Linked DNA regions of Homo sapiens: region 1 is linked to region 2. Evidence: read pairs that join two places in POLR2A ChIA-PET (ENCODE). Cell type or tissue: OCI-LY7. All regions are shown on one strand. Each heading gives the region's core, and the rest is flanking DNA. Links, peaks and the distances in the headings are about the cores only.

What was found. ChIA-PET counts read pairs that join two places held together with the same protein. Peaks named below come from ENCODE experiments on the same cell type or tissue, not always from the same donor. Only the 100,000 strongest peaks of a DNase experiment are listed, where the experiment ranks them.
Region 1: POLR2A ChIA-PET joins it to region 2 with 6 read pairs; 1 of 35 experiments calls an interaction of 5 or more read pairs at or near these places.

The regions. Positions count from the first base shown.
Region 1 is chr2:224,566,205-224,581,480 of GRCh38, forward strand. The region is part of intron 1 of CUL3 (cullin 3); the gene reads right to left. Among named protein-coding and RNA genes, the nearest start is that of CUL3, 12 kb to the right of the region's middle. In OCI-LY7, for the core only: no CTCF peak of the experiment used is centred there; DNase peaks (open chromatin) are centred at 8,397 and 10,117; H3K4me3 peaks cover 4,181 bases; H3K27ac peaks cover 3,743 bases.
Region 2 is chr2:223,804,239-223,819,514 of GRCh38, forward strand. All of the region lies in intron 1 of AP1S3 (adaptor related protein complex 1 subunit sigma 3), which reads right to left. Among named protein-coding and RNA genes, the nearest start is that of AP1S3, 26 kb to the right of the region's middle. In OCI-LY7, for the core only: no CTCF peak of the experiment used is centred there; DNase peaks (open chromatin) are centred at 3,423 and 6,413; H3K4me3 peaks cover 1,417 bases; H3K27ac peaks cover 1,813 bases.

The sequences.
Region 1 (15,276 bases), core at 4,011-12,010, 760 kb after region 2:
ATCCCTTACTGACAAGGTACTTCCTGACGTCAGGGACAAAGCACTGATGGAACCAATCCGGAAAAAGAGTTCTCACTGTCCAGGCCAGGCCTTTTTGAACAACCAAAAGACTGGCAGCTAGTGTTTATCTTTTCTCTTCAAGGCTCAGGGGTTAGTAGATTTATAGATAAAGTCAGCCATGATCAAAAACCTGACTGCACTTGCACAGAACAGCAGAGTTAGCTTATCCCTTCCTGCCTTGTACACCCTAGTATGTGCTTCTCTCCTTTACTAGTCAATATCCTTTGTGGCACTTTTTTCCAGAATAGGGCACTTTTGTCTACATCAAAAACCTGTTTAGACAGATCCTTTGTCTCCAATGATTTTCTTGATGGTGTCTGGGAACTTGTCTGCTGCCTCTTCAATGGCAGAAGCTGCTTCTCCTATTACCTTGACATTTTTTAAGCCAAACTTCTTTCTAAAAGTATCAAACCATCCTTTGCTGGCATTATATTCTCCAGCTTTAGATCCTTCACCTTCCTTTGACTTTGTCATATAATGACTTTGCTTTTCTTAAATCATATTAGAATCAGTAGGTATACTTTTCTTACAGCAATCCTGCACCCACATACAAGCTGCATATTCAATATGAGATAAAAAAGTATTTTGCAAAAAGCACAAGGTTTTTGCACCAGCTGGCACAGGTGTAGCGATGGCTTCACAAACTTCCTTTTAACAATGGTCCTGGCTTCATTTACCTTGAAATGGCAGGTAACCACAGCTGCAGAACTTAATCTAGTACACATCAAGCAATTCAACAATTTCTTGTAACGTCATGACTTTTCTCTGCTTTTTGGGAGCACTTCCAGGTTCACTGGGGGCACGTCGAATGGGTTCCATCGTGTTATTCCAGGTTTACAGTTTTCCACTAAACATAATGAAAAATATGTGAAAACCGCAAAAGAAAACTTTTTACTACACTACAGAGAGAAACTGCTCACACGAAGATGATTAGTCACAAGGTGTTTTTCTCTTTGTTTTCGTTTTTGTTTTAGACAGGGTCTTCTTCTGTCACCAAGGCTGGAGTGCAGAGGTGCAATCATAGCTCACTGCCGCCTCAAACTCCCAGGTTCAAGGGATCCTTCCGTCTCAGCCTCCTGAGCAGCTGGGACTACCGTTGTGTGCCACCATGCGTGGCTAATATTTTTAATTTTTTTTGTAGAGATGGGGGTCTTGCTTTGTTGCCCAGGGTGGTGTTAAAACTTCTAGGCTTCGGCCGGGCACGGTGGCTCACGCCTGTAATCCCAGCACCTTGGGAGGAAGAGGTGGGCGGATCACCAAGCCAGGAGATCCAGATCATCCTGGCTAACACGGTGAAACCCCATCCCTACTAAAAATACAAAAAAATTAGCCGGGTGTGGTGGTGGGCGCCTGTCGTCCCAGCTACTCGGGAGGCTGAGGCAGGAGAATGGCGTGAACCCAGGAGGCAGAGGTTGCAGTAAGCCGAGATTGTGCCACTGCACTCCAGCCTGGGCAACAGAGTGAGACTCTGTCTCAAAAAAAAAAAAACCTTTCACCTAGTTCACTGCAAGAGCCTTCCAAACACTATGAACTCCAACCTCATGGAATCTACTTCCCTCAAAATCACAATCAAAATAAACATAGGCACACCATGACCCTGTTCAAAACCTTTCTATGGTAGCATAGTAGGCACAGACCTAGTTTATGCTCACTTATCCACACCTGTCTGACATGTATTTCCCAACAACATTAAACCAATGGGAATTCTTAAATATACAACTTGCTGTTTCTCACTCTATTTCCATCACTGTCACAGCCCCTCCCCACTTATTTCAGTTCCCATGTCTTTTTTCCCCCCTGCTTTTGGTCCTCCTTTGCTTTGCCTTTTCTTTATCTGATTCTTTACACATATCTTCTGAACACAGCTAGGTGTCATAACCTCTAGGAATCCTTCACTGAACTCCTCAAGCAAAGTTAACAACTCCTTCTCAGTTCTTCCGTGATATTTTATAGTGTAAACTGTATTTACTTAACTATACACTAAATAAACTGTAGTGTATTTTCGTTTATATGGGAATGTGGTGATAGTCTATAACTACTAGTGACAGTTTGTAACCATCACTACACTCCCATGTAGCTGAATTATCTGTTCATGCATCTTCCTCCACTAGACTATGAGCTTAAGAGATTATGCATTTTTCTTCAATGCCACACAGAAGGTTGTAAACAAATGTCTGTTGAATGAATACTACTTTATCCATGTTATACCAATGTAATTTTGACAACACAAACTTTTTACTTATAAGGCACAATGATACAGGAAAACGGTTGAATGTGTTTACCCTCAGCAATTAATCTAATTTTTAAATAATCAAATCTTTTTCTAACAGAAGTAGTGTACAAGTAACACACTTTTAAATTTTACATCAAGCAATATTTTCAGATTTTTCCCATTCACCTAAAGGCCTCACCCAGAAGGCTGCTTAATCATTAATTTTACTAATAAATATTAACTGGGAAAAAAAGGGTAGACGAAATAGGCCCTTCAGAAGCAGATCAATAAGCTACAATCTTTCCCTAAATCAAATAAGTCCAAAAACTACATATCAAATGAAATGGGCTTCAAGTGCAGATTAATACATACACATGATCGGGTCTTGGCATCAAATGCACGTCAACATCCTTGGCAAAATAATTATGTTACTAATGAGCTTTAATCTTTCCACTTGCCCATCCCTGACACAGAAGCAACATTAACTGCTACTGAAAAATTTTTTAAATGCCTAAATGTTCAACTCTCACCTCATCAATATGTTAACAATAAAAACTTTAAGCTATACTTCATTCCAGGAGCAATAAAATTTAAAGGCTCTAACTTTATGTATTAATATATTTTTTAAAAGAGAAGTAACATTCTTTTAAAGTAACATTCTAAATTACTTGAGCAGGGCTTTAATCCCATTGATAAACTGATTAAGTTGCAATAACTGCAAATACACTAAGGGATCTAGCAACTAATGCGTCAGCAAAACAATAAAATAAACTGCACACACATTTATCATCTATATACACAAACATGTAATATTTGCTATCTAATTATCAGATGTATACAGGACCCTTCCCCAAGAAGGCCAAGTTACAAAATGATCAGCAAGCAAATTAAATTCATTCAGCAGAAAAAGAAACAAAAGCTTTTTTAAAGGAAAAATATAATTAAGGATTCTTAAATGTTTATAGTTTAGTAAGACTTTCAAAAACCAAGTCAAGAATTTAATTTTTGAAAGTGATCTTTGCCTCCTTACCTCCCTCCAATCCAGGATTACAATTTTCCCATCAGAAAAGTATCAATAACAAAAATAAATCTATAATGGTCTTTGTTTTCTTTAAAGCAAAATCTTTTCATTTACATTACTTCAGATGATATAAAAAATATAACCTTCAAAATGCCTGAATTTGAAAGGATGTCAGTCTATTATATACTTACACATCTTGAAGGTTCTGTGATTACTGAGAGAACTACATCATGAGACAAATTAAAACTAAATGAAAAGAAGTGAATTCTTAACATCTACTACATACAAAGGACAAGAAGTCTTTAGTCCTCTGTGAATAATTTTCTACAAGAAAAAATTTAGAACAGGGTGGGTGGGGGAAAGGGTGAGAATTTGAAATTCCAGGCAATTCAGAATGACACAGCTAGAAAAAAAATAAACAAGGGAAAATACTTGATCTTAATTTCAAGCTCCAGTCTCAAAAAAAAAAAAAAAAAAAAAAGCTTTGGTACAAGCATCTGAGGAATGGCAGTATTTTTTAAATCTGATACAACTAAACTATTAATTACATAAGGAAGCTCCCTCCCAAACTGTAAGCACCTCACAGTAGATAAGGTCTTTATGTTATTGTACCCCTTACAATGCGTGGCACAATGTATAGATAATATTAAAAAAAAATGATCTGAATACAGTCCATTTGCAGTTAATGATAAGGAGTCTTATTTGATGACCAAACAGTATACAACTACTTATGACATCTGCAATAATACCATTTATCCATCAATTATTCCTTAAGCAACATCAACCATCAAAAATGTAGCCAAAGATCCAAGCTTTGAGAAAAACAGCCCAGTGGGACACATTCAAACAGACTTTGAACAAATTAACCTTTCAAAGCTCACTTTCCTCATTTGCTTGTGGCCAGAGAAACGTGAGACGGTGGACTGTGGGGTAATTAAGAAAGTCTGTGAAAGCATCTGGCACACAGCACTTGCTCAATAAATATGTTTGTTTCTTCCTTGCCTATGTAGAAGAGACATATAGCCTTGATTAGTGACTTAAAACTGAATGTAAAAACTACTGATGTTTGGTTAACTGGTTTCTCTGGTTACAGTGGAGAACAGATGGGAGTGGGGGAGTGCTGCCAAAAAAAGAGCTGATGCCAAGGAAAAAGAAAAAAAAAGATTATCAATTAGAAAAGCACAGCAGCATGGGACAATTCCATGAAATCACAACCTGATCGACATTCAATTGGGCTCTAGTATCATTACATTACAGAACAGTAACATTCATAATGAGAAAGTTAAATCATCAATAGAAGGTTCAATTATGATTTGCATTTCAGTCCTCAATATGAGTAGGCTATCCAAAACTCAATTTGAGAATGTGGGAAATGTGAAACAATTTTTTCAAAGACACAAGGTCAAGCTTCCAGATTAGCCTATTTAAGTCCATTTAAGTCACAGAGCAATTGAGCTAAAAGTACTAACAACTCTTTCGACTATATCTCTGTGAATGACTTTTGCATATATAGAAAAAAAGGTATGTATAACATTTCAAAATGTGATAATGACCACAACAAATAAGATACAATAATGTAAGTACTCTCACTGAGGTAAAAAGCTTGTCACTGTCCTACTATTGGTGCTATTTCCACCCATAAAAATAGAGATGTTACAGGACTCCCTTAAACACATTTTATCCAAAAAACACAGTAGTCATCATAACTAGAATTCAAACATTGTACTTACAGACCCTCTATATTAAGAAAATTAGTGATTATATCTAAAATCAACACTTCAAAATAAAATTTGTTGTATTTCCCAATATACTATGAAATCCAAAACACTACTATTTATACTATTTAACACTACTATTTATTTATACATGGGTCACATGTATATAAAATTACTTTTTACACATTCATCTATGATAATGTATAAAAACTCTATAAACTGTAAGACAATGACAAATTGATTGTACCTAAATCAATTACACATAACCCAAAGGGAAAGGAAAAAAACATACAAAATACCGAACTGCCATAGTTTGCTCTGTCTTTGAATGATTCTAACTGTAATCAAATAAGATATGACAGCAAAAGGTCTATGACACAAAATTGTTACAAAAATCTGCTATAAGTCTGTTTAAAACTTTCCTACAACTGTCAACTCACCAAAAAAAATGTACACAAGAACACAGCTAACTTTCCCACTGCTTCACATTAGAACTTAACCATCATCACTGAACCATACCATTCATAAAGAAAAATCTAAGACTAAAAAGTAAGTAATTTTTGCAACATCACACAAAATATTTCAAACAAAGGCCACAGGAAAAGACACTAGTAGTCGGTGCCTAGATTTATGTATAAACACAATTGTCTTTTACTGAAATTTTTGGAGCTAGAATAAGCCTAAGGTAACCCCAAGTTAAAACCTCTTCATTTCACAAAGAAGAAACTAAGGCTAAGGAAGCTTATCCAAGATCACACAGAGCAATGAAGGAGTCCAAGTGTCCTAAGCTGAGTGTCCTTCCAGGGTACCATGTCAACTCAAATAATCAGAGTGCTCAATACTGAGAAATCATTTTATAATTAAATAGGCCAGTGTTAACATTGAGTTATTACGGCTACATGTTTGTTTCAGTCTGCTAAAGAGAAAAGAGCTTTTAACCAGAAATCAAGCTTCTGGTCATGGTCCTTCCATAAATTCAAGTCAGGAGTGTATCCCTTGGTAAACCACTTTCTCTAGACCCCTGTTTGCTCATCTGTTGAGAAAGAACAGATTCTCTCAAAAGTCTCTGCCACGGTTTGAATGCCTGTGTCTCCTCCAAAATTCATGTTGAAATTTAATCATCAATTTAACAGTATTAAAAGGTACGGCAATGCAGGTGCAGCAGCTCACGCCTGTAATCCTTGCACTTTTGAAAGCCAAAGTGTGTGGATCATTTCAGCCCAGTAGTTTGAGACCAGCCTGGGCAACACAGTGAAACCCTGTCTCTTAAAAAAAAAAAAAAAAAATTGCTGCTGACCTGCACCTGTCGTCCCAGCTACCCAGGAGGCTGCGGTGAAAGAATCCATTAGGCCCTGGAGGGCATGGCTACAGTTAGCCAAGATCAAGCCACTGCAATCCAGCCTGGGTGAGAGTGAGAGAAAAAAAAAAAAAAAAAAAAAAGGTGGGGTCTTCAGGAAGTGATTAACTCATAAGGGTAGAACCCTTGTGAATGGGATTAGGTGGCCTTATAAAGGAGGCTGACAGAGAGTTTATTTTTTTGCCCTTCTGTCTCTGCCATGTGCAGATACAGGATTCGTCCCCACCAAAGAATTCCGAGAGGACAATGCATCAAGACATCGTGTCGGAAGCAGACAGCAGCCCTCTCCAGACAGCAGAACCTGCAGCACCTTGATCTTGAACTTCCCAGCCTCCACAAATGTGAGAAAATGCATTTCTGTTCTTTATAAATTACTCAGTCTGCAGGATTTTGTTATAGCACCACAAAAAGATTTCAAGAGTCACTTTTAGCCCTCAAAAATTAAAATACTAACACAAGAGCACACAAATTATTATTTGGCTAGTGATAGCATTCATCAAAAAAGCATTATTTCTTTCATGTTGCATTTGCGTACACCAAAAGTAGTAAATTATTACTAGAGAATTTAATCTTTGTATTTCTAATACATTTTACTGTTTAATCTATCTCTTTAGTATATTCTTAAAGACAAAAAATCAAAAATCAAAGTATTTTAGACATATTAACTTCAAGGAATCACTTTTTGCTAAGTATATACTTAAATTTCTATTAACCAAATTTTTTTAATGTGTGTCGTCGGCCTTACAATTTAAAGTAGCAAAGTGTTAACTCATAAATAGGTCAACTAGTAATAATAAGCCTTTCTTACAGGTTATGCTTTTGACTGCTTTATTCAAGTCAATACACACTAAGGTCCCCTTAAACAAGTTATATATTCAAATGTTACTGAACAATACACATTTCCCAAGTTTTTCATAACTTTTATAAATGGTCCATTTACTTAAAGCCAGTAAAACTTAAGCTTACGAAGGAAGCTTACGAAGGCTTCTTCCAACTCCTGGAACCTGAAGGTAGATTCTTTTTGTAAAGAGAGTAGTGCATTGTATAAGCTTCAGCGTCCCCAGATCTGCCCCTGGCTAATAATTTAAAAGGTAACCTTAGAATTAATTTTCTGTATAATGAAAACAACATGAACTTTTCAGTCAGACATACCTAGAATCTGAATCCCAACTCTGCCCTTCTCTAGGCGTATATGTAATATCATAAATATTTTACTAGTCCTCTCTGAGACCCAAATAGATTTAAAACAGGAGTAACCACATTATACTTAAAATTGTTTTCAGGATTTCAGATAATTAGTTAAAAGTATCTAAAACAGCCTACCACAAGTCAGACATTCAACAAGTTGTCACTAATCTTACAAGGCAACCTCTAGTGGAAATGGAAAGGAATTGGAGATGAAAAAGAAAAAGGAATTTTTCACCATTACTTTGGAGAGGACAGGGCAAACAGAAGAGGCTAAGTGTTGCTCAGTTAAGAGCTGTTTTAGGTAAGAATGACTTACAAACACATATGTGAAGGAATTCCTCTTAGCAATGATGGCTTGCTTTTATAAGAAAGTATCTCTAAGGAATCTTATATTTTCTTAAAGTAGGTAAAAATTCCCCTTTGAAGTCGTTTTATTCATCTGCTCAGCAGTAACATTTCTCATTTAAAGAGTAAATTTGGGTCCAATCCTTTCTCAATGATTACAAGTACTAAATGGAGGTCAAATTAGGAAGTTTTGCTTAGTTACATTTTCAACTTTAAAACTGAATTTAAAAAAAAGAATGCTGTCTAGTAGCAACAGATTTGGATTAGGAGTTAAGGCAACTACAGGATCAGTTCTCAATTTCCTATTAACCGTTATCAAGTTGAGCAAGTAGTATTCTCCTCACCTTTAAAAAAGATTCATTAATAATTATTACTAGTGATTTTAAAGCAATGGTTAACAGCATTTCTTAAAATGAAATCTTTTACAGAACCCCATATACAAATGGTAACACAGGAGCTGCTCTCAAGGACCACAGAGGGAGCTTTCAAAGATTTCTACTTAACACTTCCTAGGCCTCCTGGGTCCTAGACACCCTCCAGGCTCCCTGTAAACGTTTGAAAATAACTGCCCTACATGAAACAGAATTATAGTTGAAAATTTTGATTTTATGATTGGGAAATTCTTTTAAATGTCATAGTGATACCACTATTAGCATTTTCTGACATGATTTCATTTAATCCTCACAATTTGTGAAAGACTGCTGTAGTTCTCATCTTAAAGAGGAGGAAACAAACTTAAAGAGTCTGTTAGTTCCTTTATTCAACATTGTGTACTATATGCTGGGTGCGTACTGCTGTACTGATCAAAGTCATAAAAAAGACTGAGGCCTCCTCAAGAAAATTATGCTCTAAAAAAGGAAATAGAGACTCCTCTCTCAAGAATCTTGGCTGTGAAAGGAGGTAGTTACTATAATGCAGAAGACAGGAAAAAGACATTTTCCTTCTCTGAGACCAGAGGGAAGGAGTCGAGAATGAATAAAGATGCAGATTAAATAATATAATTGAAAGGGAAGAATGCTGAATGAACTTCGAACTTTCACCTAATTACATTCCTTTTCACACTGATGTAGTAGTTAGGTTTCTTGAAGTAAGAGCAATTTGAGAATTCTCAAGAGATAGCTTAAGGACAATGATTAAAGTTTGGAATAGCTCAGGCAAGAAAGGGGAGAGGAAGCTGACCAGGGACATAAAGGAAACTGCTCAGAGGCACTGAGAGTCCAGCTAAATTAGAGACCACTGTCTTGCAATTTTCTCCAGGAGTAGCTAGAAAATATGTTCAGTGGGGGCAAATAGGTAGAACGATCCAAGATGCTTTCTGCTGCTATTTCTGGCCTTGTTCTGGGGAGGTAGTAAGAAAGGGGCAACTGGTAACATAGGTGGAAGTGACAGCACCATGGCTTGGGAGAATAAATGGGTCTTCCTGAGATCAAAGGGCACATTAACGTGAGAAGGAACCAAGCAACAAGATAGAATAATTAAATAATAACACCTTGCATTTATGTATAATGCTTATTATGTGCCAAGCACTATTCTAAGAAGCTTTATATGTATTAACTCCATCTTTAAAACAATTTTATGAGGTAGGTATCATCATTTTTTCCTTTTTGCAAAAGAGGGAACAGACAAGACACTAAGTGATTTGCTCAAAGTCCTACATCTAACAAACAGAAGAGCTAGGATAAAATGCAAAATGGAAGTTTGAAGATTTTTAAACTAGTAGGATGACAAGCTCTAAGCGTGAAGATCCCTGCAATACAAGCCTGTCTGATCGCCACTGTAGATCCAGGACCTGACCCATAGCAGCAACACACAATAAACGTATTTTAAATTGAATAAATGAATGACTTCCACATGCAATGAACAAAATTAAAATAGAGGCTAGACATAATATCTGTGAGGAATGTATTAACATAGTATCTGTGAGGAAGGTATTAAACTCCTCAATGACTGAGGGAGCATGAGTTCAGGAAGTCAGATGGTCATAGGGAGAGAGCAGGAGAGTAATTCTCAAGCCAAAAAAGATGATGATGGAAGTGGCAATAAACCACATCTGGGCCCAATAATTCAAGGACTGTAATAGAAACCTCAATTCAAAAAGATAAGCCTGAGAAATAGGGGACCAGAGTGTACAATTTAACAGTGTGACAGGAAGGGATGAGATGCGAAGAACAGTCATGGTGGAGGAAGTGAAATGTAGACCACAGCTAGTAAACAGAAAGACTGGACCGCAGACTAAGTCTTCTAACTCCCAATTCAGGGTCACTGACAATTTCAACTCATTTTTCCAGGAGACTAGGCTGACTACCCTGCTACATACAGAAGTGCCACATGATCTTTAACGACCCTCTACTACATCTTAAGACTTCACTTAGAGTTACAAAAACTTCAAACATTTCAGAGCATCATTTGCGCTGACTCACTGAATTTATCAATTACTATGGTTTGGCTTAGAGGACTAGTTTCTCATGTAATCAATCATTCACTAACCACTCACACTATGCTAAATGCTGCATGGTTCAAAACGATGTCTGGCATAAGCTTTGGACAGGGACCACAACCTAACCTAGTTCAGGAGTGAAAAAAAAGGGGGGGGGGGGAGGAGAAGGAGGAGAAAGGGAGGAAAGGAAGGAAAAAAGAAAAACTAGATGTGTTTTTAGATGCACATTTAACGTACATATTATAGAACATGCAAACCAAATGAGTGTTTATTCCTTCAATAAAGTTACAAGAGGTTACACACTTACTCTAAGGATTACATGTGAATCATATATGAACTTCTGTTTTTGAAGCCACCCCTCAAGAGCCAACAGGATTCTTTAAGTATCCCAGTGGTACTAAACCCATATCCTTTGAGAATGCTTTCTTAGAACGATTCACAAACTGGCTCTGCAGGCTTTTCAAAACTTAAGTTCTAGAAGTTGTACAATAAAATGACAGGATCGCTAAAATAAGTGTATGGCATTCGATGTAACTGCTTGCAAAAACAACATCCAATTTTAATATTGGCCTAATCGTGGCTAAATATTGGTATAATAATAGTTAACTATCTGCTAAGTTCTATTTTAAAGCTTTATTTTATTTATCACACAACAAACCTGTAAGGTGGGTCTCATTAGCAGTCTCATTTTACACAGGGGAAAACTGAGGCTACAAGAAGTAACTTGTTAAAGGTTATGCAGCTAGAGGCCGGGCGCGGTGGCTCACGCCTGTAATCCCAGCACTGTAGGAGGATGAGGCAGACGGATCACGAGGTCAGGAGATCGAGATCATCCTGGCTAACACGGTGAAACCCCGTCTCTACTAAAAATACAAAAAAATTAGCCAGGCGTGGTGGCAGGCACCTGTAGTCCCAGCTACCAGGGAGGCTGAGGCAGGAGAATGGCGTGAACCCGGGAGGTGGAGCTTGCACTGAGCTGAGATCACGCCACTGCACTCCAGCCTGGGTGACAGAGCGGAGACTCTGTCTCAAAAAAAAAAAAAAAGGTGATGCAGCTAGAAAGACATGGAGCTGGTATTCAAGCCCACACTCTTAACTACTATGCTTTCAGTCTCTTTACTTTTTAGTCACATCCCTATATTCATATGTTGAATACTCCAGTGCAAAAGTAAATGAAAATTCTCTACAGACTATTCATAGTTTTATTCTCCTAAGTAGTCAAAGAAATGCAAATTAAAGCATTAAAGTACTATTTTTTCACCTATAAAATTAAACATACATTATGCTGGGTAAGATACTGCTACACAGAAGTTAAACGGATACAACCTTGAGAAATATAATTAATTCTTAAGAGTGCTCACTTTAGAGCCAGATTGCTTGGGTCAGAATCCTAGTTCTGCCACTTGGAAGAATACCTTAAGCAAATTATTTAGCCTCTCAAAGCCTCATTTGTAGAACAGATAATAGTAGTATTCAATAGAGTTTGCTCAAATGATTAAGTTTAGATATGCAGAGTACATGATAAGCATTTAGAAAGTGTTAGCTATTATTATTACCCTTATGGAGGTCAATTAGGTAATATATTTCAGTTACGTGCAGCCCAATAATTCCATAATCATAGATGGACTCAAATATTTATGTGTCTAAATAGTCATAGTTGCAATCTTTTTTAACAGAAAAAATATGGACTCCCTGGAATCAACCAAAATATTTGGCAATAGGGAAATGGTTAAGCAAACTGAAGTATGATAGTCATTAAAAACTATGTTTTCAAAAATTTACAGTAAGAAATTTTTTAACAGCAGCATATACAATGATTATCTTACCTTAATTTTACTGTCTGTTCAGCCAACAATATGAAATTAAAATTCCAAAAACACATGAAAATGTTAATGTTGTTTGTTTCCAAGTGGTAGGATTACAGGTGATTTTTTTTATTTCCCTACTTGTACATTTAGATAATTATCAATTTTTCTACCAGGAATATACATCATTGTTATAATTAGAAAAGCTACTAAAATAAATTCATTGCTTTAACAGACTATGGTTGAATAGTTTTCACAAGACACTGATAGACTAATAACTAATTGTAATTCATGTGTTAACTCAGTGATTTGTTCTTACTAGTAATACCTTTACATTCTGTTGACCTTACAATGGGCTAACAAGAACTACTTTTAAAAAAAAGTTGCATTATTTAAAACTACAAATTGTCTAGTAACTTTTATATAAACCTAACAGGACTACTAAAGACCATCCATGTACTCTGGAATGAAAATAACAAAAAATTCCCTTTAAAGTCCCCCAATGTATAATATAAAAAAAAGGCATACCACTTTTTCTAGCCTTAATCATATAATCTTCCTGAACTGGACAAATGCTTTCATCCCTTAACTTCATTTAATGAATGATGTACAAACAAATGAAGCATTCTCTAATTTGTTTGAATCAAGTTTGTGATTTATGTATTACTTAAAAAGCCAAATTTTTACATTATATTTCATATTACTTAAATAGTTTCTAATTCAATATTGGTACTAATAATTTTCCAGGTTCCTCTGAACTGCTATCTAGAAAGACAAGACAAAATAAATACTTTGTTAATAACAACCGTATGCTTTTATTTTTCTAACTTCTAAAGTCATAGTAGTACTAACAGCTATGACAATACTGGCTGTCCCAAAACTATAAACAGTATTAGTTTAAGTATAAGTAACACTTTAATGAATCTGTTTCACTTTGTTTCATAACATGAAAAATGAAAAGCAAATTTATAATTAATTCTCTGCTCAGTGTGATCTGCAAGACTACCATCCAGCTTTCCTCTATGTACCAGTCCAGGTAGTACTATGCCAACAACTACCTTCCCTAAGAAAGAGAAACCTACTATGAAGATGAAAGCTGTTCCCTCAAATCTGGCAAACATTTCTGTAGCTCGAAGAAAAGAAAAAAAAAAAAAGATTAACTGTACCCATCTGTCCTTAAGACTCTTCCTGTTCTTAAGTATATCACAAATGAACATAAAACTCCTTCACTAATGTGAGTCGCCCTGTATGTTCCAGCTAACAATCACTTCCAAACAGTTGCTGTCCATGCTACACAAGTGGAGTTCCTCTAGCATTAGGGAGTGGGCATTTTATCATAACACTCTTTCTCCTGATGAGTTAGCAAGCTTTTATAAACTAACTGAAGCTACTTCCAGGACCCCAGGGTAGAGATCTTAAGAGCCTGATTACATTCTGGAGACAGTCACCTTCATAACAGGTTTCCCAAACTCTGAAGGCTAGGCCAAGAAAGGCTTTATTACCGTTTGATACAGGAAAGGACAGCATTTTCATTCAAACGTATCCTCTCCAATTCTAATCAAGCTCATCAAACCCATGTGGGCAAAACCCCAGACAGTAAAAATGGTAAGAAATGATTTTTCAAAGATAAAGATAATAAAAGGTTCACCTGAAAGCAACTAATCCTACATAGTGGAACAAAGCCCAGGAGTAAGGAAGAGACTCCCTGGGGCAGAATTATTTGATCCAGACCCACATTATTTCCAGAAGTTTCACAATTACAGCCTGCTTTCTTTAAAAAGTTTTGTGGTCCTTGTTCCTCTGCATACAAATTAAAATTTAAACATTATCAAAAAGATGTGAAATGATACATTTTGTGCAAGGCGGGAAAGCTTATAAACTGGAATAAACTTTTCCTTTGTCAACAGCTTACAAATACAGAAACGTCCTTATTGTCTTCCATCTTAAAAAGAACTTCTAGGAAAAGGTCTATTTAAAAATGCAAATTGTGCATTAAACTGTTGTGTATTATAACTTCTACAGACAATGATGAAGGTATACTTAAAATACGCACTAAGGCTGAAACGCGGTGGCTCACAGCTATAATCCCAGCACTTTGCGTAACAGCGGTGGGCTGATCACCTAAGATCAGGAGTTCAAGACCAGCCTGGCCAACATGGCGAAACCCCATCACTACTTAAAATACAAAAATTAGCCAGACGTGGTGGCGCAAACCGGTAGTCCCAGCTACTTGGGAGACTGAGACACAAGAATCGGTTGAACCCAAGAGGTGGAGGCTGCAGTGAGCCAAGATCGTGCCACTGCACTCTAGCCTGGGCGACAGAGCAAGACTCTGTCTCAAAAAAGAAAAAAAAAATGCACTCAAAACACTAAAAAGAATCTGATATTACTGATGGGAATTTATCTGGAGTAGTATCTATAAAATATCCAGTAAGTTCAATTACCACTCTATTTTGCAATGAAAACAATCTCAAAACACAATTCTATATTTTTTTACAAGTTAATTTTGTAAAACAATCTGAGATGAGTGCTTGAGATTTTTTTTTTTTTTTAAGACAAGAGTCTTGCTCTAAGGCCTAGGCTGGGGAATGAAAGAAATGGGGGCGTGGATTTTGGTCAAAGGATACAAGTTTTAAGATGAATACATTGTGGAGATCAAATGTGCAGCACAGTTAAGAACAGTTAATAATACTATATTACATATTTTACATTTGCTATGGCAGTAGATCTTACTTGTTCTCATCACACAGACATAAAAAACAGAACTATTGGCCGGGCGTGGCGGCTCACACCTGTAATCCCAGCACTTTGAGAGGCCAAGGCAGGCGGATCACGACGTCAGGAGTTCAAGACCAGCCTGACCAACATGGTGAAACCCCATCTCTACTAAAAAGACAGAAACTAGCCAGGCGTGGTGGCACACGCCTGTAATCCCAGCTACTTGGGGAGGCTGAGGCAGAAGAATCGCTCGAACCCAGGAGGCGGAGGTTGCAGTGAGCTGAAACCGTGCCACTGCACTTCAGCCTGGGTGACAGAGCGAGTTTCCATCTCAAAAAAAAAAAAAAGAGGTGATTATGTGTTAGCTTGATGGTAGTAATCATGTCAGAATGTATACATATATCAAAACATCATGTAC
Region 2 (15,276 bases), core at 2,372-10,371:
CACACCCTCCAAAGTAGCAGCTACAGATCTTTGCTGCCAACCTGGGGATGTACCCACTAATTAATTTCACAATGCACCCTCAAGTAAGCACACTTGCTTTGCCAATGCCAGAATTTCCTTTCTTCTAGTTTTCCAGGTCATTGATTATAATGACAGGAAGATAGAAAAGATGAGGATCAGCCCAGTATGGTGGCTCATGCCTGTAATCCCAGCACCTTGGGAGGCTGAGGTGGGAGGATCATTTTAACCCAGGAGTTCAAGACCAACCTGGGCAATATAGTGAGACTCTATATCTACAAAAAAACTTTTTTAAATAAATTAGGCCAGGCATGGTGGCACATGCCTATAGTCTCAGCTACTCAGGAGTCTAAGGCAGGAGGATGGCTTGATTTTAGGAGGCAGAGGTTATGGTGGCGTGGAGGTTGCAGTGAGCCATGTTCATGCCACTGCACTCCAGCCTGAGTGACAGAGACTGTTTCAAAAAAAAAAAAAAGAGGTTTCTAGAAATTACTAGAATCTTCTAGATCAAATGAAAGGCAGGAGAGTGTTTTTAGTAAGGATATTAATGGTAAAATCTGCAAATTATGTTTGGGCGTCCAGTTCAAATATCTACATTTAGGAAAAGACTGAATTTTGCAGCAGTGTTACAGGGAATTGGCAGATCTGGTTCTAGTTGGTTGAAAAACACCTTAAACTAACAATAAAAATGATTTAGGCTTAAAACTTACACACATACAACCGTGAGTCAAATGAAAATAACCTGTAAGAAAATATTTATTAGAGAAACAACAGCAGAAATGAAGTTGCCTCAGAATAGCACAGCAAAGAAAAAGACAGCATTAGGCAGAAGCCTTAAAAAACTCATCAGCGGGCTTAGGAAGAATGAAATAGTGACCACTGCAGCTTTAGCATGTTATGGGCCAGATGCCGAGGCTCACGCCTCTAATCCGAGCACTTTGAGGGGCTGAAGTGGGTGGATCACCTGAGGTCAGGAGTTTGAGAGCAGCCTGGCCAACATGATGAAACTCCATCTCTACTAAAAAAAGAAACAAAAATTAGCTGGGCATGGTAGCGGGCACCTGTAATCCTGGCTACTCGGGAGCCAGAGGCAGGAGAATCGCTTGAAACAGGGAGGCAGGGGTTGCAGTGAGCCAAGATCGCACCATTACACTCCAGCCTGGTGACAGAAGCGAAACTCCATCTCAAAAAAAAAATTGTTATGTACAATTTCCCAAAATACTTCTGAAGATTATGTTTCCTGCCTTTCAATTATAACATGCAATGCTACACTTCTGATGTCAAGATAAAATTTAGCCTCAAAATTTATTCTGCTAAATCATCCACCAGGTACTTTATATATTTATCCAACACCATTCTAATTTACTTTAACAAATAAGTGCTAAAGCCTTATTATAGTTCAGAACTATGTCTAACTTCTTATACGTCTTAACGTGTTTTGAAATAGCTGGCATTTCTTAAAGGTTGATCCTCAAACTGCTTTGCTTTGAAGTTTCAGTGAGTTTGGTTATTTTTTCCTTTTGCTTTATTCTTTTTTACCCATGTATTATACATAATTATAATTTTCTCAGAACTTTTACAAATAATTATTATTCTGAGGTTAAATTTGAATATGTTCTGTGCCTTCACTAGGCTGAGTATACCAGAAACCTCCATTCCTAACACTAATTGGCCAACTGCAGAAGCAAAAATGTCACAGGAGTTGGCACTCCACTAAGAAAACGTTTTACCAAATTACAAAGAGAAAGAGAACTAAAAAGAACATCAGACTCTCAACTTCTAGAAAAATAAATATAACGCCAAACTTGGGTCAAACACAAGAAAAACTGCATACCTCTCTGGCAGGCAGCCTTGTCAAGTCAAAAAGAAACTAGACAAGTTCCAGTGCAGTAGATGACCACGTTTTCACTGTTGAAAGCACCAAGCCCAAATAACACCTCCTGGTAATCACGTCAGGAAATGCAAATGCATGCCATGTGAAAGGAATGGTCACATTTCACTTTTTTATATAAACAAAGGAATTTTTTTTTTTTTTTTTTTTTTTTGAGATGGAGTCCCACTCTGTCACCCAGGCTGGAGTGCAGTGGTGGGATCTCAGCTCACTGCAAGCTCCGCCTCCCGGGTTCACACCATTCTCCTGCCTCAACCTCTCGAGTAGGTGGGACTACAGGCGCTCGCCACCACGCCCGGCTAATTTTTTCATATTTTTAGTAGAGACAGGGTTTCACCATGTTAGCCAGGATGGTCTCGATCTCCTGACCTCGTGATCTGCCCACCTCAGCCTCCCAAAGTGCTGGGATTACAGGCATGAGCCACCGCACCTGGCCAACAAAGGATTATTTTTATGTCATTTTAGCTGTATATGACATAATTTAGATTGTCCTTTTATTTTCTTACAGTCAGAAGTTACCTTTATACTTTCAATATTTAGAATATGTATACATTCTTATAGATAAAAACATATACCTGTGTGTGTGTGTGTGAGAAAGTGAGATCATAAACTTTCTTTTTGAGGTCCTAATTATTTCAGCCTTGTTCATGTTTATCTTTATAACATCTTAAGAAGAAAATTAATAGAATAAACAACATTGCAATGGCTCTCCCAGAGCATAATTTCAGGTGGTTTTTTCTACATTTCTGTTTTTTTTCTAAATTTTCTACAATAATTATGCATTACTGTCATAATTTTTTAAAATTTAATTAAAGATTGCTAGAGAAATACAAAATAGGCTGGGCACAATGGCTCACCTCTGTAATTCCACCCTTTGGGAGGCCAAGGTGGGAGGATTGCTTGAGCCTAGGAGTTTGAGATCAACCTGGGCAACATGGCGAAACCCCATCTCTATTAAAAATACAAAAATTTAGACAGGCATGGTGGTGCACACCTGTAGTCCCAGCTACTCAGGAGGCTGAGGCAGGAAGATCGCTTGAGCCTGGGAGATAGAGGTTGCAGTCAGCCATGATCATGCTACTGCACTCCAGCCTGGGTGACAGAGTAAGACCCTGTCTCAAAAAAGAGAGAGACAGAGAGAAAAATACAAAATACAGTAGCTACTCCAATACAGGAAGGGAAGAACTGGGCTTTCTGGAATTCTGGACAGCTAGAAATAGATATTATTCAGGGACATCACCTCAACACACTCCACTCAATAAAATAGGGCTTTGTTGATACTGGGTTTGGGTTGAGAAAGAGCCCAGTATTTGCAAGCATTCTTTTAATCAGAGTGATAAGGTTTGGATCTGTGTCCCCACCCAAATCTCATGTTCAACTGAAATCCCCAGTGTCAGAGGTGGCCTGGTAGGAGGTGACTGAATCATGGGGGCTGAATTCTCATAAATGAGTTAGCATCATCCTTCTGGTGCTGTTCTTGCGATAGTAAGTGAGGAAGTTATCACGAGATCTGGTTGTTTTAAAAGTGTGTGGAACCTCTCCCCTCTTGTTCCTGCTCCCCCACATAAGATGTCTGGCTCTCCATTCACCTTATCATGATTTTAAGTTTCCTGAGACCTCCCTAGAAGTCGAGCATGCTTCCTGTATAGCCTGCAGAACTATGAGCCAATTGAGCCTCTTTTTTTTTTTATGAATTACCTAGTCTCAGGCATTTCTTTTCTTTTTTTTTTTTTTTTTTTTTTTTTGGAGACAAGGTCTCACTCTGTCACCCAGGCAGTGACAGAGGTGTGATCATGCAGTGGTGCGATCTTGGCTCACTGCAACCTCCACCTCCCGGATTCAAGTGATCCTCCCACCTCAGCCTCCTCAGTAGCTGGGACTCCAGGCACAGATCACCACGCCCAGCTAATTTTTGTATTTTTTGTAGAGACAAGATTTCACCATGTTGGCCAGGCTGTCAGGTATTTCTTTATAGCAGTACAAAAATGGATTTATACAAACAGTGAACAGAGCTGGTATAAGTTCTTCCTAAATGGTGAAGTAAGGCCCCAGAGCAGAAGGAGGTGATATGGTCAGCACTGAGCTTCAAGGTTCAACGAGAACCCTATCCTGCTCAACAACATCATTGGCAGACATGAGGCAACATTAACTCGGCAGGCCCAGAGAAGCTGCGCTGCAGAGAACTGCCCCACTCCTCTGCGAGGGCCCCTCCCTTCTGACAGGCTTAGAACTCTAGGCTAAGTAATGGGGATTGAATCCAATGCTACATGTTAGGGTGGGGATGGTATTTTTTTGGTCAATCCATAAATTACCTGAAACACTGCAGAAGAAAGGACTCTTTCCAATCACTTTTATGTTAGAAAGTTGCAGAATGTATCATTCCTAATTTTAAATGACCCATCTTTGCATTAGGCAGACCTAAACAGACCTCTAATTTTTGATTCTCTGTAGCATATTGACTAGAACACACTAGACTAATGCACTAGAAAACAATCTGGCAACTAAATTTCCTTATAAATACTCAGTTTCCTTCAGAGTACTCAATACTTTGTTTTTCAATAAAATTTAATAGGCTTGGCTGGGCACAGAAGCTCACGCCTGTAATTCCAGCAATTTGAGAAGCTGAGGCAGGTGGATCGCTTGAGCCCAGGAGTTCAAGACCAGCCTGGGCAACATGGCGAAACCCCATCTCCACAGAATTAGCTGGGTGTGGAGGAACATGCCTGTGGTCCCAGCTACTGGGAGGCTGAGGCAGGAGGATCACTTGAACCCAGGAGGTTGAGGCTGCAGTGAGCTGTGTTTGTACCACGCCACTACAGCCTGGATGACACAGGGAGACCCCGTCTAAAAAAAATAAATAAAAATGGACTGGCTGGGGAAGTTTGAGGAGACCGCATTAAGAACATTATAACAATTTCTTCAACAATTGCTCCCTTACAATCTGTTATTAATATAATAGTTAGATTTGTCTTTGGTCAGAGCAGGTCACTCCCCTGCACAAAACTTCTCTCCAGGAAAGAGCCAAATCCTCACCATGGCCTGCAAGGCCATACTCAACATGCCCCCTCACGACCTCTGAAATCATCTACTCTTCCCTTCGCTCACTGGACCACAGGGTCTTTGCACCAGCTATGCCTTCTGCTCAGAACACTTCCCCCAGATATCTCATGGGCCCCTCCCTTACCCCCATTGAATCTGTTCAAAACCCCACTTCTGGCTGGGCATGGTGGCTCACACCTATAATCCCAGCACTTCGGGAGGCCAAGGCGGGCAGATCACTTGAGGTCAGGAGTTCGCGACCAGCCTGACCAATATGGTGAAACCCCGTCTCTACTAAAAATACAAAAGTTAGCCGGGCATGGTGGCAGGTGCCTGTAATCCCAGCTACTCGGGAGGCTGAGGCAGAGAATTGCTTGAACCCGGGAAGTGGAGGTTGCAGTGAGTCGAGATCGCGCCACTGCACTCCAGCCTGGGGGACAGAGTGAGACTCCGTTTCAAAACAAAAACAAAAACAAAAACTCCTTCTTACTTAGTAAGGCCTACCCTGACCACCCTATATAAAATGCACCGTTTCACCTTTATTTATTTTTTTTTTTTTTGAGATAGAGTCTTGCTCTGTCGCCCAGGCTGGAATGCAGTGGCGCGATCTCAGTTCACTGTAACCTCTGCCTCCCAGGTTCAAGCGATTCTCCTGCCTCAGCCTCCTGAGCAGCTGGGAATACAGACACACGCCACCACGCCCAGCTAATTTTTGTATTTTTAGCAGAGACAGGGTTTCACCATATTGGTGAGGCTGGTCTCAAACTCCTGACCTCGTGATCCACCCGCCTCGGCCTCCCAAAGTGCTGGGATTCCAGGTTGAGCCACCGTGCCCGGCCTATTTTACTTTTTATGTATTGCCATTATTCTACACTCTACAATATGAGCTCCATGGGGCAATGATGTTTGTCCCTCACAGTTATGGGGAGAAGCCTCTACTCAAAGTTAAGTGGCTTATTAAACTGTTCAGGACAAGAATCTGGGGATCCTGACCTCAAACACAGTTGTCTTCTGACAAAAGCAAAACACGGCTGACCCAGTGAAAATTTAGACTAAGTGGCTTAATATATGACAGGGGAAAATAAAAAGACACCTGATCCCACACCCACCCCTCTCTCTTTTGTAATTTTCTTTTTCTTTTTTTGAGACAGGGTCTCCATCTATCACCTAGGCTGGAGTGCAGTGGCACAATCACCACTCACTATAGCCTCAACCTCCTGGGCTCGAGCCTCCCACCTCAGCCTCCCAAGTAGCTGGGACTACAGGCATGCGCCACCACACCAAGCTAATGTTTATATTTTTTGTAGAGACAGGGTTTTGCCATGTTGCCCAGGCTGGTCTCAAACTCCTGAACTCAAGCAATCCACCCACCTTGTCCTCCCAAAGTGCTGAGATTACAGGCGTGAGCCTCAGTGCCCAGCCTTGTAATCTAATTTTCTAAATATATTACTCTTCAGTTTGCACCTGGCCCAGGGAAGCAGTACTATTTCCTTTCTAGAAACAACACAAAAAAAGTCTACATACCTAAATGCAAAGATGTGCTGTCCCACTTCAAAAAAAAAATACTATGCAGAAAATGTTCAACAAATACGTTGTGATGAATGGAAAACTCCTAATAAAGTAGGTAGTTATTATTTATATTATAATAAATCATTATGGTATTAAAAGATTCCTCTCTTACAGACTCATTTACTGTAACATTCTTTTAAGAAGTGCATCATCTTTTTATTATGGTTTAAATTTTGGCTCCTTTTTTTAATTTTCAAATTTTTAAAAATTTTTTGTGATAAAATATACATAACATGAAATTTCCCATTTTTTTTATTTCAATAGCTTTTGAATTACAAGTGGTTTTGGTTACATGAATGAACTGTAGAGTGGTGAAGTCTGAGAAATTTACCATCTTCACCTTTTTTTTTTTCTTGAGACAGAGTCTTGCTCTGTTGCCCAGGCTGGAGTGCAGTGGCATTATCTTGGCTCACTGCAACCTCTGCCCGCTGGGTTCAAGCGATTCTCCTGCCTCAGCCTCCCAAGTACCTGAGATTACAGGCGCCCACCACTACACCTGGCTAATTTTTTGTATTTTTAGTGAAATATCTGGCCAGGCACGGTGGCTCATGCCTGTAATCCCAACACTTTTGGAGGCTGAGGTGGGCAGATCACCTGAGTTCAGGAGTTCAAGACCAGCCTGGCCAACATGGCAAAACCCCTTCTCTACTAAAAATACAAAAAATTAGTTGGGTGTGGTGGTGAGCACCTGTCATCCCAGCTACTCAGGAGGCTGAGGCAGGAGAATCGCTTGAACCCGGTGGGTGGAGGTTGAAGTGAGCAGAGATCATGCCACTGCACTCCAGCCTGGGTGACACAGTGAGACTCCATTTCAAAAAAAAAAAAAGAAAAAAAGAAATATCTATTAAGCCCTTTGCCCATTTTTTCATCAGGTTGTTTTGGGCCCCATTTTTAACATTTCCATCTAATACAACTATTGATGCTGGGGGCATTCTGATTCAACAGCTATTTGAGACTTGGGAGTTGTATTTATGTCTTGGGGACTCTTGGACACACACTGTAGAAAACAGAATATGTGATTTGGTAGGTTTTAGGTATCCTATAATTGTCTTAAGGCCTGCTTATTCTCTGCCTGTTTGCTATTGAGCTGATAAAATAATGGCCATAGGAAACAATCTGGCACAGTGGCATAAACTGTGGTCAGAAGCCCAGATTTTGCCAAGAATCAGTTCTACATGTTTATGTAAGTTGACCAGCATCTCTAGGGAGATTAACGTGAGATGATTCCCAAGGTTCAACTTTAACTATCTGACGCTATGCCTTTATCCACAAGGCAATGATAACCATATATTCTTCAAAATATTGGAATCCAGAGAGGGATTCTCAGGTCAGTAGTCACAAAGCATTTGTTTTACATACTTCTCAGAAGCCAAATATTATAGAATAACACAAATATCACATTTATTGACCCAGATCTTCTTCCATTTATGCATGCAGGCATGTAAGCCTTTTTGTTTGTTTGTTTTTTGTTTTTGTTTTGTTTTGAGATGGAGTCTTACTCCATGGTCCAGGCTGGAGTGCAGTGGTGCAATCTCAGCTCACTGCAACCTCCACCTCCTCGGTTCAAGTGATTTTCCTGTCTCAGCCTCCCGAGTAGCTGGGATTATAGGCACGCGCCACCACGCCTGGCTAATTTTTGTATTTTTAGTAGAGATGGGGTTTTGCCATGTTAGCCAGGCTGGTCTTGAACTCCTGACTTCAGGTGATCAGCCCGCATTGGCCTCCCAAAGTGCTGGGATTACAGGTGTGAGCCACCGTGCCCAGCCAGCATGTGAGCCTTTATAAAACGTCAGAGCAGTAAATTTTGGTTCCCTTTCCAACTCCTTGCTCTTAGAGAAGTGGCTTTTTTGTTTTGGGGATTTTTTTCTAAACACGGAAACTTTAGTTCTGAAAAATAAAACTTAATTATGAAGAATAAAATGTAAAATTTGAGCTACTCTGATTTAAGAGAATTTGGAAGGTATTCAGGGATTCCATAAAGCCTGGCCTGAAAAACCACTGCCTTTGAGTGCCACATCTTCCTGTTCAGTAGTAGAGGGAGAGAGAAGGAGTAAATCAGGAATGTGCAGTGAAGTTACAAAAATGAGTAAGGAACTCAAAATTGTCAATAAAAACAATCAAAAATCACTTTTCTTCTATTATTGTTTCATGTTGCCATTTTGTGTGGGGTTTTTTGTTTTTTTTTTAATTTGAGATAGAGTCCTGTTCTGTCGCCCAGGCTGGAGTGAGGTGGCATGATCTCAGCTCACTACAGCTTCCACCTCCCAGACTCCAGTGATTCTCCTGCCTCAGCCTCCCAAGTAGCTAGGATTATAGCCGTGTGCCACCACGCCCAGCTTTTGTATTTTACAATAAAAATTTTTGTATTTTCAGTAGAGAAAAGTTTTTGCCATGTTGGCCAGGCTGGTCTCAAACTCCTAACCTCAAGTGATCTACCCCACTCAGCCTCCCAAAGTGCTGGGAGTACAGGAGTGAGCCACCATGCCTGGCCCACATATGCCATTTTGAAACCTTAGTGAGCAATTTTCCTATGACTTTCAAAACGTGCCTTTTGAAATTTACGCCTGGAGATGGTGTTCAGCCTCTCCGTGACAAATAATATTAATTTACTGCTTTTGTACATTATTTGGAATATCATTTACTACATGTCACGTCTTATGCTAAGTATTTTACCTCATTTAATCCCCACAACAAACACATGAGGAGGATAACAATTATTTTCCATCTTTTAAAATGTGGTAACTGAGGATCAGAGAGATTAAGTAATTTGCCCAAGGTCACACAGCTATAAGTGGTAGAACTGGGCTTAGAAGCCAGGCAGGCTGGCAGCAGATCCCCAACTCTGAATATTTTTACCAACTATAGCCCTGTTTGGAGAACATAGCTGAGCTAAATACACTCTGACACAGCCCCTCTATCCCTTCATAAGACATTTTCTAAAAGTTGAACACCAGTGTATGGGATAGCAAAGACAAACAAATCATCCTCAGAATAGAAGGTAGTTCCTTGAGTGAAAGAGGTAAGAAGGGAGGGGCAGCCCTCACATCCACAAAGGGTCCCATGCTTAGAATCATGGCCTTATTTAGGCTGTCACAGAGAAACCCCAATGAGGCCAAAAGACAGAGACGTCCTTTATACATCAATAAGCACATGTCCTATTCCAAGCTTAAGCTCCTGGCATGCACAGTGAGTGGACCCATGCATCTTTACAAATCCTTAAAACATTCTGCAGAAGGCAAAATGAAAGTACCCAGTATTTTATAAATGACACATTCATTAACTTGTTAAGCACAAGCCTTTAAAATGTGCCACCAACTAGCGTCAGATGTGCCCCAATATTTATAACCTTGTTTCCACACTACCTTCATTTTTTAACATACCAGTGGCTTCCGAAAATGGAAGTGGCAGGAGCTTTCCAACCCTGAGTGGCCCTAACCTTCTGTGACTCTGGGAGAAAGACTTCAAGAAGCAAGTAAGAGAAAAAACAGTGGGAAGAGGCCTCAGTGGATACGGCTGGCATCACTAGGTATCTCACACTCTGTTCTTTGTTTTCTGTGTTAACAATGGGACGTGGCTGTTCTCTGCCTTTCACGTTCTGTTCTGCCCCATCTAGTTCATAGCCGGCAGCCTCAGCAAAGACCATGTCCACTACAAGAAGTTAAATAAAGCGGCAAAAATGACAAGGGGTTGGCCTTTCTGCTTCTCAGGCATCACCTAATTCTGAAATCAAATGTACTTGAAAGGTAACATTTAGACCATTCCTGGCCCTCCAGGACAAAGTAATCAGGGATTTGAACATGGGGCTAGTTTTCCAAAGACCCTAACAAACTTCACAAACGAAATTCTCACTGGTCACATGAACATCCACTATTTACAAAACATTCTCATTTCAAATATAGAAACTACTTAGTTACACTTCAATCAAAATGAGGTTTGCACATTAAACTAAAAAATATGACAGGCGTTCTAAGACTATACAGGAGATTTCAGGCTGACAATAAGAACTAAGACTCAATGTTTATTTATTTTTCTTTAATTTGAAACAGGGTCTTACTCTGTCACCCAGGCTGGTGTACAATGGCACGATCACAGCTCACTGCAGCCTCAACCTCCTGGGCTCAGGAGATCCTCCTGCCTTAGCCTCCCAAGTAGCTGGGACCACAGGTACACACTATCACTCCGGGCTAATTCTTTTATCTGTAGAAAGGGGTGTCTCACTATGTTGCCAGGCTGGTCTTGAACTCCTGGGCTCAAGCAATTTTCCTGCCTTGGCCTCCCAAAGTGCTGGGATTATAGGCATGAGCCAGTGCACCTGGCCCCAATCTTTATTTTAAATAAATGTGATTTAGTATTTGACTTAGACTTTCGATTGATTTTACCAATAGGGTGACAGAGTTAGCAAAACAATACCACTGATTCTGAAAATAAATGTCAATGTGCCATAAACCATGTTGGAAAAATCTTTGAGTACTTTTTGGCATCAAACCAAGAACACAGTCATCAGTTCTCCTTGCTTGGTAAATTTTAGTCATGGGCTGTAGTCTATGACACATCTTTGAGAGGCAGACTTTGAAGGAGCTAATGCTGGCAGAAACCAACCAGGGTTGATTTTGGATGCAATCCAAGGAAAGCAGAAAGATCAGGTTAATTAATTCCAGTCAGCCCTAAGTAATGATTCTTTAGGGTCTGACCCAACTCTCAAAACAAAAATCACTTTCCCTCCCAAGTTTACGAGCCACCTTCAAATTCCTGAGGACTGCGGTACTAACCAACCTAAAATGAATGCATGCATAGATTTGTAAAGCCAACCAAACTTGTGAACCCTGAAAAACTAAGGTAATCAGTCTTAGTTTCCTAATAAATATAAAAGTGTTTTAATTCCACAGCAAATAATCCAAGCATATAAACTGTTCTTATGCATACAGTACTCTGTATTCCACAGAATATAATACAGTTTTTAAGCCCTCACTTAACTTCAGCAATAGATTCTTGAAAACTGCAACTTTAAGCAAAACAACATACTATGTAACAAAACTAATTTTGCCACAGGCTAATTGATAGAAACAAGAGTCAGGGACAGGCAGTGGCTCAGGTCTCTAATACTAGCACTACGGGAGGCTAAGGGAGGAAGACAGCTTGAGCCCAGGAGTTCGAGACCAGCCTGGGCAACACAGTGAAACCACATCTGTACAAAAAATACAAAAATTATCTGGGTATGGTGGCATATGCCTGTGGTCCCAGCTACTCAGGAGGCTGAAGTGGGAGGATCATTTGAGCCTGGGAGGCTGAGGCTGCAGTGAGCCGTGATCATGCCACTGCGCTCCAGCCTGGACACTAAAGGAAGACCTCTTAAAAATAGAAAGTCAAGTTCCTTTCTTCAAGTTCCACGGGCATACAGCGTGTCATTTTGCTTAAAGACACAGTTTCTAAGAACATATCAACAGTGTTAAGTGAGGACTTACCGTACTACTTTATCACCAGTTGGGTTAATTGGTTAAAAGAGGAATGCAATATAATTTATTTGATGATAAACCGCTATGACAGATAGTGGGCAATTATTCCTTCCTTCCTCCCCCATGCTTCTGAAAAAAAAAAAACTACTTCAACTGGTCACTTGCCAAAAACAAACGAAGAGATCAAACGGTCTTTTTAAGCAAAGCCAGGTTTCCGGGCCATGAACACGTAGCTTTGCTAAGAGAAGCATGAAATGTGAGTAGCCACAAACCTTAACAATCACGAGAACCAACAGCAAGGAACAGATAGCAAGTATTCACAGGAGACCGTGGATAGGGTCCCATAATACCTATGTCAATGACTGAGCCCAAAGGCTAGTAAGTGGCAGGGAGAGATTCTAATAAGATCAGTCTGACACTAAAGCCTGAGGTTGTCCCAGCATCCATGCCTCCATCCTCCCTGCAATCAAATGCCGTTTTCACATATGTGCAGTGTCAGTGGGACTGCTGTTTACCAATATGAGGCTTTTGACTCTATGTTAAATAGATCCATAACACCAGAGTCAACATACTACAGACTGCTTATAAAGATGACAGACAATCCCCCATAACTTGCCAATTAAAATAAAATAGCCCAGTCTAGGTGCAGTGGCTCATTCCTGTAATCCCAGCACTTTGGGAGGCCAAGGCGAGTGGATCACCTGAGGTCAGGAGTTCGAAACCAGCCTAGCCATATTGAAACCCTGTCTTTACTAAAAATACAAACATTAGCTAGGTGTGGTGATGCATACCTGTAATCCCAGCTACGCAGGAGGCTGAGGCAGGAGAATCACTTGAACCTGGGAGACGGAGGTTGCAGTGAGCCGAGCTAGTGCCACTGCACTCCAGCCTCGACAACAAAGCGAGACAACTCTGTCTCAATAAAATACAATAGCCTGTAGGCAATAAAATTAGGCCTCCGTATGAGAGGTGGTCCAGTCAACATCACCACAACGTAATGTTAGTAAGACATGGCTGGATGACAACCAAAAGTCAACCTGGCTCCAGGGTCTGCCTGAAGAAAGATGTGTTAACAGCAATGGTCTGCTTAGAGTCCTGGAAAAAGAAAACAATTTGGGGGCTGGGTGTGGTAGCTCATGCCTATAATCCCAGAACTTTGGGAGGCCAAGGTGGGCGGATCACCTGAGGTCGGGAGTTCGAGACAAGCCTGACCAACATGGAGAAACCCCGTCTCTACTAAAAATACAAAATTAGCCAGGCATGGTGGCACATGCCTGTAATCCCAACTACTCGGGAGGCTGAGGCAGGAGAATTGCTTGAACCCGGGAGGTGGAGGTTGCAGTGAGCCGAGATCGCACCATTGCACTCCAGCCTAGGTGACAGAGACAGACTCCGTCTCAAAAAAAAAAAAAAAAAGAAAAGAAAACTATTTGGAAGAGTTTGGGACCACATCTCTGGGGAAAGATGCCCTGTTTGGCTTCTCTGAGTATCCGCTGTTGATTTATTTAACTGGAATGGAGATAGACACAACAGCTATGAGCTGAAGAACATCAGAGACTATTTGGCCCACTAACTCTTACTACTCTGATTCTAAGCTCTCCCAAGAAATTTTCTGATCATCATCTAACTTCCCAGGAGACCTTTTTCCAAAAAAAGACAAATATGATGACCAAATAATAAGAACATGGTATTCTACACGACAATTACATTCATCAATAAAAATGACCCACTGCATGGCAGGTGTGATGCTGGGCACTTTTATATACATTATATTGTTTAATCCACAAATCTAGGCAATGTGTCATATTGAAGACAAAAAAGATTAAGTTGTTGGCAGTTGAAAGACTTTCCCAGAATTATCAAAATATAGGTGGCAGGGTAGGTATCAAATGCAGCTTGGATTCTATACTTCTATAAAAAATGTCCAGCTGGGCACATTCATTCACTCTTGTAATCACAGCACTTTTGGAGGCCAAAGTAGGTGGATCTCTTGAGCTTAAGAGTTTGAGCCCAGGCTGGGCAATATGGCAAAACCCAGTCTCTACTAAAAATATAAAAATAAGCTGGGCATCATGGTATGCACCTGTAGTCCCAGCTACTTGGGAGGCTGAGGCAGGAGAATCGCTTGAGTCCAGGAGGCAGAGGTTGCAGTGAGCCGAGATCGAGCCACTGCACTCCAGCCTGGGCAACAGAGGGAGAGTGAGACTCCATCTCAAAAAAAAAAAATGTCCAAGGTTCCAAGATAATGTGGAAGGAAAAGGAGTGTCTGTAGGCATCCTGGAAGCATATGAAAAATTTTGCAGTTATAAGCAATGTTCTTGGGAAAAGACCCAGAAACGTTAGCAAATTTTCTTTTTTTTTTGAGATGGCATCTTGCTCTGTCACCCAGGCAGGAATGCAGTGGTGCAATCTCAACTCATTGCAACCTCCGCCTCCTGGGTTCAAGCTATTCTCCTGCCTCAGCCTCCTGACTAGCTGGGATTACAGGCATGCGCCACCACACCCAGATAATTTTTGTATTTCTTAGTAGAGACGGGGTCTCACCATGTTGGCCAGGCTGGTCTCAAACTCCTGACCTCAAGTGATCCGCCCACCTTGGCCTCCCAAAGTGCTGGGATTACAGGCATGAGCCACTGCACCAGGCCAAATTTTCAAAGTTGTTCTTACACCAGAAATCCTGAAGGACCACTGGCTGCTTTAAAGATGACATCACTTAATGATTATAGATTCAAGCTTCAGGCATGGGGAAATAATTTGATACTATTTTAATTGCCAATAAAGTAATTGTAGGGCTAATTACCTAATAGCCAGTCTTCATGCTCAAATCCCACTACATATTTTTTCAGGGCCTTTTTCTACACTTATAATGTGATGTGACTGAGGGTGCATGTGAAATAAATATGGCATTTGTTCTCTACATGGTGACTTCCATCTCCCTACATGAAAGTAGTACAGTGAGTGCCAAAACCACGCCCAGCCCTGGACTGTTTTGGTGTCATAGCAATCAGCTATGTGCAGAGAGATTTAACATCTTTGATTTCAAACACTCGCTTTTTGTTTATTTTTAATCATACCTGCCAAGTAGCTGAACTGCATAAAGCTTTTTTGAGGGAGAATGCAACAGATACTTTCAGGTCCTTTTGCTGGAAATAACCTTTCTTTACATCACTCATTGGAGAAAAAGCACACTCTGTTTGCTCACTTCTTCCACTTGCCAAATATTTTAATTCGTTCTTTTAAAATGCAGAAATCTAACCCAATTTTAGCAATGTGTAGCTACAGAAATAAACTATAAAGTCCATAAAT